2 separate regions of the Homo sapiens genome follow, and region 2 is linked to region 1. The links are chromatin loops, found by intact Hi-C in ENCODE. Cell type or tissue: Calu3. All regions are shown on one strand. Links, peaks and the distances in the headings refer to the core of each region. The heading gives the core; the rest is flanking DNA.

Region 1 (8,332 bases), core at 273-8,272:
AGATCCTTTCCCAAACCATAGATTCATGGAACTGTCAAAGAGCAGCACTGAACTTTGTACTCAATGCCTTAATTTTTCCAGTTGAGGATAATTCACACTAAACAAGGGATTTCACCTCTCTGACTCATGCATCAGGAACTTGGAGATAAAGCCCTGTTAATAATTCATAATTATATAGCATAGCATAGGGCAGTTTCAGATGCTTCAACTACCAGGTAGGTAGAATAAAGGAATGAAGTTGCTGTGTATACGATGATAAATGGTGCTAAATCTATGTCCCCAATATAGGGAAGACAGGAGAAAGTGCCAAAGATAGTGTGCATGCCTCATCTCTAAGGGGCAGCCATTATTGACGTCCAGCTGAATGTTGCCACGTGGAAATTAGCTATAAACTTGCCAGAACCTCCAGTTTTTCTGGAGAGATTAGATTAGAAATTCATATATTTTTAAATATTAAATCATCCCTTTTTCTTGAGATGGTGTCACGTCGTTGCCCAGGCCACCGTTTATGTTGTCCAGGCCACCCTGGAACTCCTGGACTCAAGTGACTTTACCCCTTTGGCCTCCTGGGTAGCCGGGACTACAGGCGTGTGTCACTGCATCCAGCTTAAGTTATCCGATTTGTAAATGGTGGCAATGAAATCATTGCGTAGGCCACTTGGAGTGAGCCAAATAAAATACATCCGCAGTCCAGATTCAACCTGCAGGCCATCATTCTGCTGTCACTGGTGTAGAAGACTTTTTCAGCCTAGTTTATTCTAGGCTCTTTTCATTTCTCCCTGATTTGAGGCTTTGTAGGACGTTGCACAGGAATTATTTCCCTTTTAAACGTTAGTTTTCATTTTACCAGTGCAACTCTGCTATTGGCACATCTATGAAATACGTAAAGCTATCATTTTAATACTAAAGAGGAAACACAAATTTGACTCATTTCCCCAGAAAATTCCCCTCCTGCTTTCCATATGTTATATAGTTAACTGTAAAAGTGGCACCACCTCTTAAACAGCCAGCTATTCTGATCATTTGAAATCTGGAACATTCTTTCCTACGGTGGTTGACTTTTCACTGCCTTTGAGGTTCTTTCCAAGTAAAGGCGTTATTCTTTGTGGTGTGCTCCTGGAGGTCACTAACAAAACGTCTCCAGCAGGTGTTGTGTGGATTCCCCCAAATCCGTAGGCTCTTATTTCCTAGACATGAAGAGTATGTGCGCCTTCTTTTTGGTTACCCTGGACCAGACATTCCTCAGCACTGGCTTGCATTGGCAGGAGGTGGCAGAGGGAGAGGACAGTAACCAATACCGCTCCTTCTACATGATCAGTGTTCAGGTTGAAGACAAACAGGGCTCCAATTATGTTGTGATTTAGAAGGCGACAGAGCTGAGACCTCACCCTCTGCTTATGGGCTGCATGCCTTTCTCAGTGAAATAACGCAGAATGCAGAGGCCATGCCTGCAGATCAGGGGTGCTAGAGGATAGGCAAGAAGTAAGTGGCCACCCTATCTCGTGTTGAGAGCATGCTAGTCTCCGAACGGCCTGCCAGGGTGCCTGACAGCCAGAGCCACCTAATGGGCCTATTTGATCCTGGAGTTGCTGTAATGGCAAGAAAATCCATGGCCTCCAGCCCCAGTGTTGAAGTTTTGACGCTAATGTGATGATAATTCTCTTTTCTTTGACTGGGGACTTGCCTTTGTTTATCTTTTTTTGTTGTTTTAGCCATGAAATATCACATGTAAATAGCCGAGGATATCTGGGCTCTGAGTCTTTAAAAGGCAACAGAAAGGTCTCTGTTACGAAGGGGGAACTAGTTTTCATTGTCACTGTATTAAGCAGAAGTTGGGAATCATAGAAGACCTTGATCTTACCATATCCCTTGTTAAATTTCCTCTAATACTATTGAGAAGTTTATCCTCTACTTTTTCCTGTAGAGTAAAAGATATCGATTTTGTTTCTGTCGGCACTGCCTTGGAACTTGCTTGCATCCCTCCCCCACGCGAGGCGAGGCCCTGAGGAGCGGGATTCGCTGACCCATGCTGGCAGAACGGGTGATGGATGAGGCAGAGAAGGGTACAGGCTGGCTGGACCATGCGATGGGGAATGCAGGTGGAACAGGCTTCCTCCTGAATCAGGAGTGGAAGAGGAGTCTGGGGTGAAGCCAAGGGGAAGACAGTTAAGCTTTAAAAAACCAACTGCCCAGCCGGGCGCAGTGTCTCATGCCTGTAATCCCAGCACTTTGGGACGATGAGGCGGGCGGATCACGAGGTCAAGAGATCCAGATCATTCTGGCCAACATGGTGAAACCCTGTCTCTACTAAAAAATACAAAAATTAGCTGGGCGTGGTGGCGTGTTCCTGTAGTCTCAGCTACTCGGGAGGTTGAGGCAGGAGAATCGCTTGAACCCGGGAGGCAGAGGTTGCAGTGAGCCGAGATCACGCCACTGCACTCCAGCTTGGCGACAGAGTGAGTCTCCATCTCAAAGAAAAAAAAAAAAAAACAAAAACCTGCCCTGCCCAGCCATGCCCAAACAGAGTGGCCAGCAGTCAGCTTAGTGTGGGCAGAGCTCAGGGAATTATTCTGCAGTGCAGCTAACATCTAGCACCTTCTTTGTGTCAGGTGGGCCAGCACTGGGGTGGAGGCCGAGACAGCTTGTGAGCTCACTCCCTGGGAGATAGAACGGAGTACCCAGTTGCACTGAGGGAAGAGCAGGGATAGAAGTGGGCTCCGGGTCTAGGAGACGGTGGAAAGAGAGGACTGCTCCTAGCGTGAGAGTGTCAGGGAAGCTTGCTGGGGGAAATACAAGGAAGGAAGAGAATGCAGGCAGCTCAAAAGAGCCGGGCAAGGAGACCTGCAGAGCGAGCGGAGGCCTGGTTTCTGTGAAGCACAGGGCAGGAAAATCCAAACTCACTTGAGTACACGCTCAGGGTCATGGGCTTGCTATATTTTTCATTCAACCGCCAAGAAATCTTGAGAGGCAGCTTTATCATCTCCATGTGAGGAGGAGGAGATTCAGGCCCAGCGTAGTGGCTTGCGAAAAGATTCCAGCACTAAAGTTTGACCCCAGTCCTACCTGACTTCCTTTCTCCAGCTGTGAGACTCCCCTGTACAATTTTTCTGGAGGGTCTAGAGTCACATGAGTCACGCCAAGCCGCCCTTTCAGTGCGAAGGAATCCAAGCAGAGCCCTCCTCTGCTGTGGGTACTTACTTAGGGAACTGTGGAGGTGTCCTCAGGTAGCCACTGGTGTGTGGGGTCATACCAAGTCATTTGGTTTACATCGGGAATGCCTTTTGTCGTTATGTCTAGACCCCTGGAGAACAGCCCACGGCAATGCACTTGTGGAAATTCGGACTGTGGATTACACTGAGTAACAATCCTAATAATACCTGCACACAATCAGTTGCCTGTCCAAAAAGCAATAAAGAACCTCTAGATTTTGTGGTCACCATATTAATCATAAATTGGGGATCATAGAAGGCCTTAATCTCATTGTACATACTTTTCTATTCCTCCCAGTACCATTTAAAGGTTAGTGAAAGCAACCTTTAGTATCATCTGTTTTTTGGGGGGGGTTTTTTGTTGTTGTTGTTTAGCTGTTTATGGGTAGGAGAATGCGTGCTCTTTTAGGGACATCTCTTCAAATAAGAACAGGTTGTAACCTACACTCAAAAGAGATGCTCTTGGCAAGGTATGGCCCCTAAGGTTTGAAAGCGTTTTCCAGGCCTGCTGTCAGGCCAGGCTGGACTGTCCACAATTTCTTGTCCTGCCTCCCGTGATGCTAGCCATGGATGCACCCCAGAAGCATTTAGAATTTGGGAGAAAAAGGAGCAAGGCATACTGCCCAAATCCAAAACAACTTTGGCTCCCTTTGGCCTCCATTCTAACATGCTGAGTGGATGCATCATGGATAGTCTTTTAAAAACAAGTTCTCATCTATTCAATGTCAGAGCCCTAAATGGTATGAAAAATAGGCAACTTGGGTCATGCCACTACAGATCGACACCCACTAAATCCTTTTAATTTAGTCTAGTGCAACAAGTATTTGTGTAAGTGTCCTCTGCCCTGGACACCGGTGAGGTCACCGTGGGAATGGCTGGGCAGGAACAAAGCCTTTTGTTTCCAGCTGAGTTTCCTTTTCTGAAGATTGCCTGTCCTAGACACCAGTTCTCTGTTCTCTGTGACTCTGATTCCTGTCTCCTCTTCTTTCACTCTCATCCATTTTCAATACTGGCCCCTCATTTCACTTCCTCAGCTAAATCTACCTCTCAAAGATAGACATGGACATATAAATAATTTTTTAAAATCCTCTTTTGCAAAAAAAAAAAAAAAAAGAGGTGAATTTAGTTGAAAGGATATAGCCACTCTTTTCTGAAGTGATGGGGATATTCGATGGCAATTTTGTGTTTTCTTCACTTGGAAAAACTAAAAAGTTTGCAACATTTAAAAAAAATACAACCCTTATGCTGATGGATGTACACTGTAAAACAACCACGTTTGGTAAACTGTTAATCACTTTCATAGTGTATGTGGATGGAGCCAGTTAAACCAGTTTTCATGTCTTTTGGGTCCTTTTGAGTCTGAAGATAACCATTTTTTAGGTCCTCATGAACCTCTGAGCATGAACCATGAAATTCCTATTACACCTGTGCTTTTATAAACTTGATCCAAGGTTTAGGCTCTCAGTGCCTGTTTCCTGTTTAATACATATCATGGTTTTGGAAAAAATGAAAGAAAGAAAGAAGAGGAAGAGCTGTCATTCCTCTGACAAGTATTTTCAGTGGAATTAGGGTCATGATGTCATGCTTATTTCAAAAGATAGCTTCATCTGTGCCTTCACCCAGACTTAGGGTTCTAGATTCTTCTAGATTCTACAGCAGGCACTGGCAAGCTTTTGCTTAAGAAGGCAAGCCGGGAATGGTGGCTCACGCCTGTAATCCCAGCACTTTGGGAGGCCGAGGCAGGCAGATCATGAAGTCAAGAGATGGAAACCATTCTGGCCAACATGGTGAAACCCCATCTCTCCTAAAAATACAAAAATTAGCTGGGCATGGTGGCGTGTGCCTGTAGTTCCAGCTACTCGGGAGGCCGAGGCAGGAGAATCACTTGAACCAGGGAGGAAGAGGTTGCAGTGAGCTGAGATCACGCCATTGCACTCCAGCCTGGCGACAGAGGGAGACTCTGTTTCAACAACAACAACAAAAAAGGTGGGGGGGTGGGCAGAGAGTAAAATATTTTAGACTTTGAAGTCTAAGAGACAAAATTGAGGTTATTATGTAGGTATTCATATAGCATTTAAAATGTAATCATTTTAAAATGTAGAAATCACTTTTAGATCGTAGACCATAAAAAAACAGCAGGAAAAACTACATGGTTGGCTGGATTTGGCCAAGTTGACATAGAGAGCCAATCCCTCATCTCCAGCAGGGCTTTTACTCAATGATACAGTGCGCATGAATTGCTTGGGGGATTGTGTACAAAGTGCAGATTTGGTTATAGGAGGTCAGGGAGGGGCCTCAATTCTACATTCCTAAGAAGCTCCTAACAGGCTGATAATCCATGGATCGCATTTTGAATAGAAAGGATTATGCAAAAAGCCAGAGTTTTTTTTTCCCTTGTCTTATACCAGTGGTGCCTAGCATGGTGTCAGGTTTATAGAGGACTAATACATATAAGAAGGAGAAAGGGAGGGAGGAGGAATTCCAGTTGTTTTTTTTTTAATCTAGGTACAAGTCTCTCTGTTGATTTCTAAACATCGAATGAAGATGAAGGAAATACTTAAAGCACCTAAGCACTCATAACTCACTTAGTCATTTCACTATTAAAAGAGAAAAATAGTTAGTTTACAATTTCCAGGAAATCAGACAGGTCACCACCACCTCTTCAACGACTGGAATTTGCACAGTCTCACTACTCATAGGCCCATCTGTTACTACTAACAGTGCTAATGTGATTGTCTGTAGGTCTAGCAATTGGAGGTTGTTCGTTTCTTTGAGACAAGGTCTCACTCTGTTGCCCAGGCTGGAGTGCAGTGGTACAATTTCAGCTCACTGCAACCTTTGCATCCTGGGCTCAAGCAATCCTCCCACGTCAACCTCCAGAATAGCTAAGACCCAGGTGCGCACCAACACACTTGGCTAATTTTTGTGCATTTTGTAGAGATGGGGTTTTGCCATGCTGCTCAAGCTATTCTCGAACTCCTGACCTCAAGTGATTCACCCGCCTCAGCCTCCCAAAGTGCTGGGATAACAGGCGTGAGCCACCGCTCCCAGCAACAATTGCAGTTTTTAAAGGCAGAAAATATTACACAGGTGGGTTCAAATTTGCCACACCAAGTAGAAGGTGTTGGAAGGAAAATTAGGAATTCTTAAGCTTCAGAAGATTAGTAGTCAGAGTTAAAAACCAGACAATTAACAAGTTAAAAAAAAATTGTGAAGCACACACAGCTGTTATCTTCCAGAAACACTGCTTACAGAGGTAATTGCTCACAGATTTTAGGGTTTACAGCAGGTATCACAGGATTTCAAATTTAAGAGGGGGGTGGGGGCCTGTGTTCAAAGTCTTAAGAATATCCAAGGGATGTATGATGTATGCATAATTACCTGAAATTGAAACTACTGTAGTTTAAACACTTGCTGAAAGAAGACCTTTTATTTCATCTTCTCTACAGGCTGAAGGAAAGAAAAAACAAAACTAACAACTAACAGAAAAACTTTTCATGTCGAATATGTAGATTTACAATATGTGAATTATCATCAGAAGAATGAGGTTCTTTGATGATTGTTGCAGATACCCTGAAGAACTGGCCCTTGTTGTAGAAGAATGGCACAGGGCACATGGTAAAATGGCCCTGGCCATTCCTTTAGACATTTTGTTTGTACTTATATTAACTTGAGAGAAAGTATTAGGAAAAACAGAGTAATTCTGTAGAAATATTCCTGATGATACACTAGGCAAAGCAGGGAGAAGAGAAAAAGTGAGCAAGAAATTGTGACTATGAATTCCAAACCAGTTTGGCTGGATGAGCCAAAAAGACAAAACAAGAGCATTCAAGAGTCTGTCAGGAAGTGGTGGCCTTTAGTTCATTTTAGTAGCAAGAAAACTGATCTTTTTCTGATTTTAAGAACTATACCATCTCTATTCTGGGCTTCACTCTTAGCTCTCACAGTTAGAAAACAGTGAGCCTTGGTCAAGTCTCATAAACTGTGTCTCAGTTTTTTCATTTATACAATGGCCAAAAAAAAAAAAAAGAAAGAAACCACAAAACCATACCTTCTTTGCAGGGTTGTGTAAAGGAAGGTTGAACTAGAATAGGTTGAAGTCAATCACATCTCTAAGGCATTTGGCATGTAGTGGAACCTCAGTAATCAGTAGTTTTTATTATTTGGTGCACGATGAAACTGGCTATCTGGAGATGTTTTAAAATACAGGTTTTATTATTATTTAGGTATGCTAAGACCAGCAGATCAGGAGACAATGACCACTGAAAAGACAGTTTGTGAGAGTTGTGATGATTGTGATCTGTGTCCTTTACAGTTTGCAAGGGAAGGGGACATGCTATGTCAGAGTGGAGGGACATGGGGAGGCACCAGGACTGGTCAAGAGGCAGAGGGAGAGGGTCAAACCGTGGGTTCTGTGGGGAGGACTGAACGAGGCAGGGTAAGTAGACTAGGGTTTGAGTAAGTTCAGCAGGCTCTGGGGAAGAGGGGCTGTCCCTATTTTTCTGGTACCTGGCCCTGGGTGATTAGAAAGGGTGGATGGTGGCCTGGGGCATGAGAAATAAAGGAGGTGGTGGGGTGTAAGTTCTGGATTGGTTGGGTTGCATTCAAAAGGGGTGCCCCCAAGTGAGTTGTTTGCTGCCTCTAGGAATTTATTGACCCTGGGAGGGGAGATCCCAGATGTCAAAGCATGGGAGGACAGAAAAGAAACAGCATGGTTCCCACAAGAGAGAAGTAGACAGAGACCTCTGGAAGTTTAAAAATATATATGTTGGGATTTCATAGATGAGGTGAGCAAAAAATTGGCCGGGAAGAACTATTAAGGAGGAGATGATCAGAAACATTTTCAAAATACCTGGAACAAACAAAGAACCACATTTCAAGAAAAAGACAGAGAAACAAGACTAGCAAATAGAGTTTTCAGGTGGAAAAATCACACGTTGGACAGGAGACTGAAGGTAAGGGAAACCAAGTCAGGCTTTAACACCATTCTGAATTGCAGCTGCAGGATCACTTGCTTTAGATGGAATCACCCAGCGGATGGCGTTTAACTCTGCTTTAAACCCCTTCATGGCTTCCCACCACACTTACAAATACAACTCCTTATCCTGTCAGCAGGGGCTTGC
Region 2 (8,332 bases), core at 229-8,228, 110 kb after region 1:
AACCTGTCTTGCAGAAATTTTGACAGTACACATTTTAAGCCTTAAAAATCTCCCCATTGGTGCTCACGTGAGTCTAGGCATGGGATCAAATGTCATAGAACTACACGCACACAAACACACACACAAACCATAAACAGAAGGGAGGGGCTGGGCCCGGTGGCTCACGCCTGTAATCCCAGCACTTTGGGAGGCCGAGGCGGGCAGATCACAAAGTCAGGAGTTTGAGACCAGCCTGGCCAACATGATGAAACCCCGTCTCTACTAAAAATACAAAAATTAGCCAGGTATGGTGGTGGGCGCCTGTAGTCTTGGTTACTCGGGAGGCTGAGGCAAGAGAATTGCTTGAACTCAGGAGATGGAGGTTGCAGTGAGCCAAGATCATGCCACTGCACTCCAGCCTGGGTGACACAGCGAAATTCCACTTCAAAAAAATAAATAAAAATTAAAAAAAAGAAGAGTGTATGTAAAAACTGGTGAAATCTGAATGAGGTGTGTTGTTTAGTTAATATAGTATTGTACCTATGTCAGTTTCCTGGTCTTGTGTGATTAAATAACGTGTTATCATTGCAGGGAGCTAAGGTCTTTCTCTACTAGCTTTGCTACTCCTTATAACCCTAAAATTGTTTCAAAATGCAAAAATATTAAAAATGCAAGTCCCCTACTTTGCTCTGTTCTTCCAGAAAATTATCCTAAGGAAATAAAGATGCATACAGAAAAGGCCATAATGTCTACCATAAGAGGTTTTAAAGTAAATTCTCACCCAGCTGCTTGGTGGGTGAGGGCAGTGGGTCATGGTGAGTGAGGGTCAGCTTGGCTGGGTGACCTTGTACTGCTTATCTTGCTCAGCCTCAGCCGAGCTACTTAATGTCTCTGTGCCTTGGGCATCTCATCTAGAAAATGAATGTAATATAATAACATCTATGTCATCCCATATTTGTGTCCAGTCTGTACATGTAATTTGTGTGCAGGATAGAATCTGGCACCATGTATGCGTCTCAGTAAGTGTGAGCTAGAATCATGTTCAAGAAGAACACTCATGACATGAGAAAATGTTGCTGTTAGTGAAAACTGGAGACGAGAAAGCCATACTTATACTATTGATGCTATTTTTGAAAGGCATAGAGATGTGTATAACAGTGGCTAGAAAATTTTGCCCAGATGTTATCAGTAGGTGGTGCATTTTTGTTTTCCTTTCTAAACTCTGCCATGATTTCTAAAAACTAACTCAATGAGCACTAGTATGTTGAATTTTAAAATGAGAATAAAATGTGACTCTGTTAAGTACAAATGGCCAGATAACATCGCGTCTCAGCTGCTTTGCGTGTTTAACCTCAGCCCTTATCATTATTTCTGTGCTGCCTGTAAGCCGCAGAATCTGTCTCTGAGATGCTGCATTTCCCTAAGAAAGGAGGAGGAGTGAGACGCCTCTGGGGTGTGTGGTTATTTGCTGTTGTTAATATCAGGGATGGTCACGATCACCACAGTCCGGAAGTGCATGCAGTCTGCTCGTAAAACATGTGCAACACTCTAGAGCATGCAGGGTCCGGGAGCCAGCCCAGCAGAGTGGTCAGTCACCTGCTCCATGGGGACCAGGGTCTGCTCCAACTTCCACACTCTGAATCCAGCCCCAGACAGGAGTCTCTAAGCGGACATGGGCTGACAAATGGAGCTGCATCAGCACTGTTCCAGGGAGAGCCTTGTGGGGTCCAAGCCCATTTTCTTTGCTTCCAAATTTTCCTCTCTCCTGTAATGGAGCTAGCCTGCAGTGGCTAGGCTTCTCTTCTCCAGCCTGTTTGTTCTCCTGAAGGTCTCTGATGGGCATTTGTGGGCACTCAAGCCATTTATCCCACTCTCCTCCAGGTTGCTGGCCCTCAACAGGCTTTGGGGAAGGAACAAGGGGCCACCTGCCCCTGAAATTTAGGGATCAGGCTCAGCAGAGCTGTGGTAGTCAGTTAGGCACCCAGCAAACTTGAACTTCTGTGATCTAAATAGACATCCCCTCTCCCTTCAAGAGCCTGCTCCAACCCTGTTGGCAAGTATAGTGCTAGTGAAGCCCCCAGCCCACCCCCAAGGTCTCTCTGCACTTCTGGTTCTCATCCAGGAAGAAACCTAGATGTCAGACTGCCCACTGCTGTGCGACTAGGGGAGGGAGGGTAGAGAGAAGATGGGACCCAGTCTCAGGCTGCCTCTGCCTCCATTTATTGGAGGGTCCCAGAGCCCACCACATCCAGGCTGAAAGAAGGGAGATCCCCCCCATCCCAGATTACATTTTGGGAGGTTAAAAATTCTCCTCCTTCTACATCCTGACAACCATCCCCTAAACCCCAGAATGAGTGTCTGCTTGTAGCACTTCGTGTAAAACTCACCGATGGCTTTCCATAGAATTAGAAACGAAAGCCAATTCCTCACCAGGCCGGCTGGCTCGAATCCTCCGTGACTTACCTTCTCCCTTCCTGGCTCTGCTCAGTCCCCTTGGCCTTCTGTCTGCTCCTGGGATGCCCACGCTTGCCCACTCCGGGCCTTTGCAGATGCTGTTCCCCATGCTTGGAAAACTGGCCTCCTCCCCACTCACCAGCCACCAGCCACCACTCTGCAGGATGGGTCAGTGTTTATCAATTCAGAGCTTCGCTGAGTTCCTGTGAAGTCACCCCCAGTTGCTTTCTTCATAGCACTGGTCACAACAGGTAATTCCTTTATGTCTTTGTTTGATTACTGTCTACTCCCCCACCACTAGGAGGTGGCTCCATGACACTAAGTGCTTGTCCTTCATGGCCACACACATCTCCCCAGTGCTAAGAATATGCAGGGCACGTAGTAGGTGCTCCGTAAATCATTGCTGGGTGAAAAAAGGATGGAAGAATGAGGTCTTCACTTGATAGAACACAGGCTCTTGGTTGCATATAAAAATTTGCTTCCCCAGAGAAGAAAGTGATTCTGCTCATGTCTTAGGGTACAGGGGGCAGGACTGCTGGTCATCCTAGCCTAAGAGAGTCCAGTGGTGGGGACAGACATGACACAAAAAAGGACAATAGAGGCTGAGAAGGGCAACAGCAGGAATGGCCCAATGTACCCAGAGGAGGGTGGATTTGATTTAATTCTAATGGGGTGGGAAGGGGGAGTTAGGGATGATAATGCTCAGAAGGACTTGGAAAACCAAAGGTGATGTGGCAAGAGGCATATGTGGGAAGGGCAGGCTGTGAGGCCAGGTCAAGGCAGGGAAGTGTGACACAGCACAGTGCATAGTGGGACTACCTGCAGTGAGCCCCAGCTAAGAGAGTGGGCAGCTGGCTGGAAAATAAGGCAGAAGCTGACTGGGATATTTTTTCTTGCTTCCTTTTCTCTTTAACACTTGCCATCAACTAACAACTCCATACACTTGACTCATTTATCTTATTTTGTTTGGTGTTTGTTTATTTTGAGACAGGGTCTCACTCTGTTGCCCAGGCTGGAGTGCAGTGGTGCAGTCGTGGCTTACTGAAGCCTCAAACTCCTGGGCTCAAGTGATCCTCTTGCCTCAGCCTCCTGAGCAGCTGGGATGAAAGGTGTGCACCACCACACCTGGCTAATATTTGAATTTTTTTGTAGAGATGGGGTCCCACTGTGTTGCACAGGCTGGTCTTGAAATCCTGGGATCCAGTGATTCTCCTGCCTTGGCCTCCCAGAGTCCTGGAATCACAGATGTGAGCCACCATGCCTGGCTCATGTATCTATCTATCTATATCTATATCTATATCTATATCTATATCTATATCTATATATTTGTCTGTTTTACCACTAGGATGGAAACACTATGAGAGCAGGGATTTCACCATTTTAAAATTGTATTCCCAATACAGAAATTGTGCTTGACACATAGTAATTACTCAACAAAGAGCTCTTGAGTGAATAAGTGCTGCCGATCTTCGGCATTGACCAGTGAGTGTTCAACAGGCGAAGCATCGGTGCCTGATAGTCTTAGGTGTTATGTGAATAAATGTTCTTCATTTTCACAGAGATTTTTAAAAACTCACTTTGGTATGATATAGGAGCTGGCATCCAATCTGTGACTTCATAGATGTTATTGCTTAGAGTGAGGCCAAATTAAAAAAAAAAAAGTTGAGTTCTTTTAAAGAAAACTATTTGTATAGCAAAGTACAAAATCCAGGTGGAAAATAGCACACCCAAGACAGATACAACCAAACTAACATTCTAGAAAGATGGCTCAGGCAATACCCTGGGGTGTAGGTCAGGGTACAGGAGAGGAGGCTGTTCCATTGGTCCAAGGCAGAGGAAATGAGGCTTGAGATGAGGGCTGGGGCTGCAGGCGAGAAGCAGTGGGGTGAAAGGAGCTGGCTGGACCGGGAGCAGGTGAGGAAGCTGGCAGGATGGCCCAGAAGGTGTCGTGGCTCCCATGGGTATTTATTTATTTATTTATTTATGAGACAGAGTCTTGCTCTTGTCACCCAGGCTGGAGTACAATGGCATGATCTCAGTTCACTGCAACCTCTGCCTCCCAGGTTCAAGAGATTCTCCCGCTTCAGCCTCCTGAGTAGCTGGGATTACAGGCACCTGCCACCACGCCCAACTAATTTTTGTAGTTTTACTAGAGACCGGGTTTCACCATGTTGGCCAGGCTGGTCTTGAACTCACAACCTCAAGTGATCCACCCGCCTCGGCCTCCCAAAGTGCTGGGATTACGGGCATGAGCCACCACGCCTGGCTGGTCTTCTTTTAAGACTTAGCACAGGAGCTTCTACATGGTAGCTACTCAGTAAATATTTAACAAATTTGTGGATGAATGAGTAACTGTGAGTCTCTTCATCCAAATAATCCGGGGGACTTCTCATGCCCTTCTCTGGGGGAAAGATGCCTCTATAGAGGAGACAATTAGAAGGAGGCCAGGGACACTGCAGAGGGACGGCCTGCCCCGCCTGTCAGGCTGGCTGCAGTGGAGCCCTCTTCTGGCCAGCCTTTGCCGCTTGCAGAGTGACAGGTTCAAAGAATGAGAAGTTCCTGCAGCAGATGGGAAAATGATGAGGGCAGGGCCTGGCCTCAAAGACAATTTCATTGACACTCCCATTAATCACCTTTGGCCCTGAGTCCTTGGGGGCGTTGGGGGTGGAGGTTAGTGGAAGGGAGGGGCCAGAATGCTCAACTAACTCAGTCCTCCTCCTGACAGTGGAGAGGGCTGGGAGAAGGACTCCATCTCTTAAGTTGCTCATATGGACTTTTCACGAGTTATTCCAGACTGGCTGCAGAAAACATCATGCACAATCCTAGGTGACATTCCAGGAGGGACCAGGACAGTCTGCCTGCCCCCAGGCAGTCACATTCAGGGCAGAATGGCCAGGGAGGGGGCTAATATTTGGAGAGTCCCTTCCGTGTACCACTCACCACAGCAGGAGCTTTACATATGTTGTCTGAGGTCATTGCCACGACAACTGTGCAGGATGGGTAGTTTTTGCAGATGAGGCCTCAGAGGTTTGGGGGACTGAGCTCCTTAGTGAGGGCCAGACAGCCAGTAGGTATCGTCACTGGAAGTCGAACTGGGCTCTTTCGAATTCTAAAACTCATGTTCTCTCTAATACTCACAGCCTTACTCTCTATCCAAAATAGACCTCTGGGCTCTGTGCCTAAAGCAATAGAAAATGTAGACAAAGGACATGATACTTGGGACAGAACTATTTTGGGATGTTTTTGTGGCTAGATGCTCTGGACCTGGGGAGAAAGCCTTAAGACAAAATCTGTTAGGTCAAGGGCCTCGGGTGGATACCTTATCTGTTTATGCAACCCATAGGGAAGGGAGCTCCAGCAGAGGATACAGCACACGCAAAGGCATGGAGGTGTGACAATGGCAATTTGTTCACAGCATGGAAATGAGAGAGGGGTGGACGTGCCCAGAGGGACGAGCTGGGCTGCTGGGCCCTTACAGTCTTACAGTTCCTTCTGTAAGAGCAGAATCTGCTCTGAGCCAGGCAGGATGCTCTAGGGAAGGAGTCAATGCTTGCACCATCCAGAGCCCCTTTGTTGGTAATGGGACTCAACTCCCAGCCAATCTAAATGGGAGACATTCTAGAAAATATTAGAGAGTTATCTAGAAGCTGGTGGGTGAACGGTATTGAAGGGGTGCAGAAATAACCGTAGCATTTTTTTGAAGAACTTAGGAGTGGCATCTTATTCTCTCATAATGTATGTTTGCAGCAGAGTAATGAGTAGGACAATCAGATACACATTTATCCCATAGCTCGTGTCAAACAAAAGGAGCAGGAATTCGGAGACAGTCATTTCACCCATAGGATGTGACTGATATTTTCCATATTGACACAGTGTGGCCCAGTGTTAATGCAGGTCATCAACACTCTTTTACCAAGTTTTTACCGCTTGCCAGGAACTGGGACTAGGCAGTGAACTAGGCAGACACGGCCTCTCATTGAACTTATAACCCTGGTATATCTAGGGAGGCCGGGAAATGGATAACTAAACGCATCATTGCATCCAAGAGTTTTGGCCAAGTCATTGCAACTTTCTCACGTTAGTCTTCATAGTCTTCAAACTGGGGAAATTTTCTAAGGGAAGTCAAGACAGAGATGGGGAATGGCTATCTATAGTTACAAATATTAACATAGCACTTTGGAGGATATGATTTGATTTCCATATCTGGAAGTGTCCTAAGAGAAGATATTATCTTTGTTCATGTTCTATAAAAATCCAAGAGTATTTGTAATTTGGGCCTGAACCATTTGTCCTTGTCCTAAAGGGGTGGCGCTCAGGCAGTGACGTTCTAAAATTTAACTTTGTTTCTTCATGCCAATACCTTTCCCCTTGTGGGGCCCAGGATTCTCTTTCCTCTTCTTCCGTTTTCTCTGTTCCTCATGCCAATCTTAGTCAAAGTGTCTTTGCTAATTTTGAAACCATAGGGTTTTTAAACCTGTCATTCTGTGTTTGCATGTGGAGTGGGGGAGGAGGTTGTCTCCTCAACCTTACTTTCCCTGGTAATTAGCTTGGAGATTCATGAGAGTTCATTGCCAGTCAACTCCACTTTTGTGACTGGTCTTCTGTCTGGCACCATGTACTTTCCAAGAGTTCTGCTCTTAAGCTGCAGAACAGGCATGAAGCAATCTCACTTTGTTGCCACTTGCTCCACAACCACCATTTCTAGGTGGTCCCACATCCCTTAATCCCTCTGGTCTCCTGAAAGACTGGTTCTGGTGGCTAGATGTTTGTTTTAGCCTAGAAGGAAAAGTCTAGATGTAAGCTTTCCTGTGGCAAGAGAGCCCCAAGACAACCAGTAGTCAAAGCAGACACATCCGCTGTGTCTGTAAATGGAGAAGACTCCAGGGGAATGGAAAACAGTCCCATGAAGATTGAAATCCCTCCTGTTCATGAGGCAGAATAGGAAGTGGAAGCTTTGAGAAGTGAGATCATATTGTAGGATCACATTGTAAGCAGAGCTGGGACTTGAAAACAGATCTTCCATCTCAGTCCAGAGGGGGCAAAAATAGAGAAACCTTAGCTTGAAAAACTCAGGGGATTTGGACAGTTGTAAGGGAACTAAAAACAACTGCCTGCCCTTGGAAATCTGCATGGCCTCGGAGACTGTGCTAAACACATTGGGTGTGTTCTTTTATCCAATCTTTACTGTAACTAAGCATTTTAATCAATGGCCAAGTCATCAGTTAGGTTAAATAACTTGCTCAAAGCCTTGCCCTGAGAACACAGCAGAGTCTATGGCCATACCATTCTGAATGTGCCCTATCTCTTCTGATCTTGTGAAGCTAAGCAGGGTCAGGCCTGGTTAGTACTTGGATGGGAGACTATGGCGAGGCTGAGCCAGGATTTGACCCCAACAGTTGAGCTCTATCCTCTCTCAAATGCTGCTTTTGCTGAGTCAGACAAAAGAATTATGGCTTTCCTCTTAAGACCTAGTCATCTTTTGGGAGATGTCTTTCTCCAGGAAGACCTCCCTAAATGCTCCAAGCCACAACCAGCACATCTCCCAGATACAAATGTCTAACCTCTAGGAAACTTACTCAGCAGCCCACCTCACCCCACCAGTTTCCCATGGATCTGAAGCTCCATGTCTTCAAGACAGCGGTTCCTGCCTTCGTCATACTTTTGAGTACCAGTTCCCTCCACCCCACAGTTCCCAAATTTTAATTCAGTACCAAATTCTCAGGAGACACTCAGAGACTTGCAAAGTCAAAGGGGAAGACTGAGAAAGGGAAGCTGTGGGAACCAGAACTCGCCTGTGACTAATGCTGATCTTTCACTGAAATCAACTCTTTAGGAAGCTCTTTGAAAAAAATCAACTAATTTTAAGTCAAGTAATTTTTTTTAACTCTACGAATTTCCT

What was found. Hi-C counts contacts between places; a loop is a spot of excess contacts. Peaks named below come from ENCODE experiments on the same cell type or tissue, not always from the same donor. Only the 100,000 strongest peaks of a DNase experiment are listed, where the experiment ranks them.
Region 2: a loop joins it to region 1, with 2.6 times the contacts of the local background. A loop is called at or near these places in 1 of 110 quality-filtered maps.

The regions. Positions count from the first base shown.
Region 1 is chr16:79,150,199-79,158,530 of GRCh38, forward strand. All of the region lies in intron 8 of WWOX (WW domain containing oxidoreductase), which reads left to right. Among named protein-coding and RNA genes, the nearest start is that of MAF, 450 kb to the right of the region's middle. In Calu3, for the core only: no CTCF peak of the experiment used is centred there; a DNase peak (open chromatin) is centred at 4,083.
Region 2 is chr16:79,256,752-79,265,083 of GRCh38, forward strand. It overlaps a transcript of MAF not described here and the pseudogene RNA5SP431. Among named protein-coding and RNA genes, the nearest start is that of MAF, 340 kb to the right of the region's middle. In Calu3, for the core only: no CTCF peak of the experiment used is centred there; a DNase peak (open chromatin) is centred at 4,930.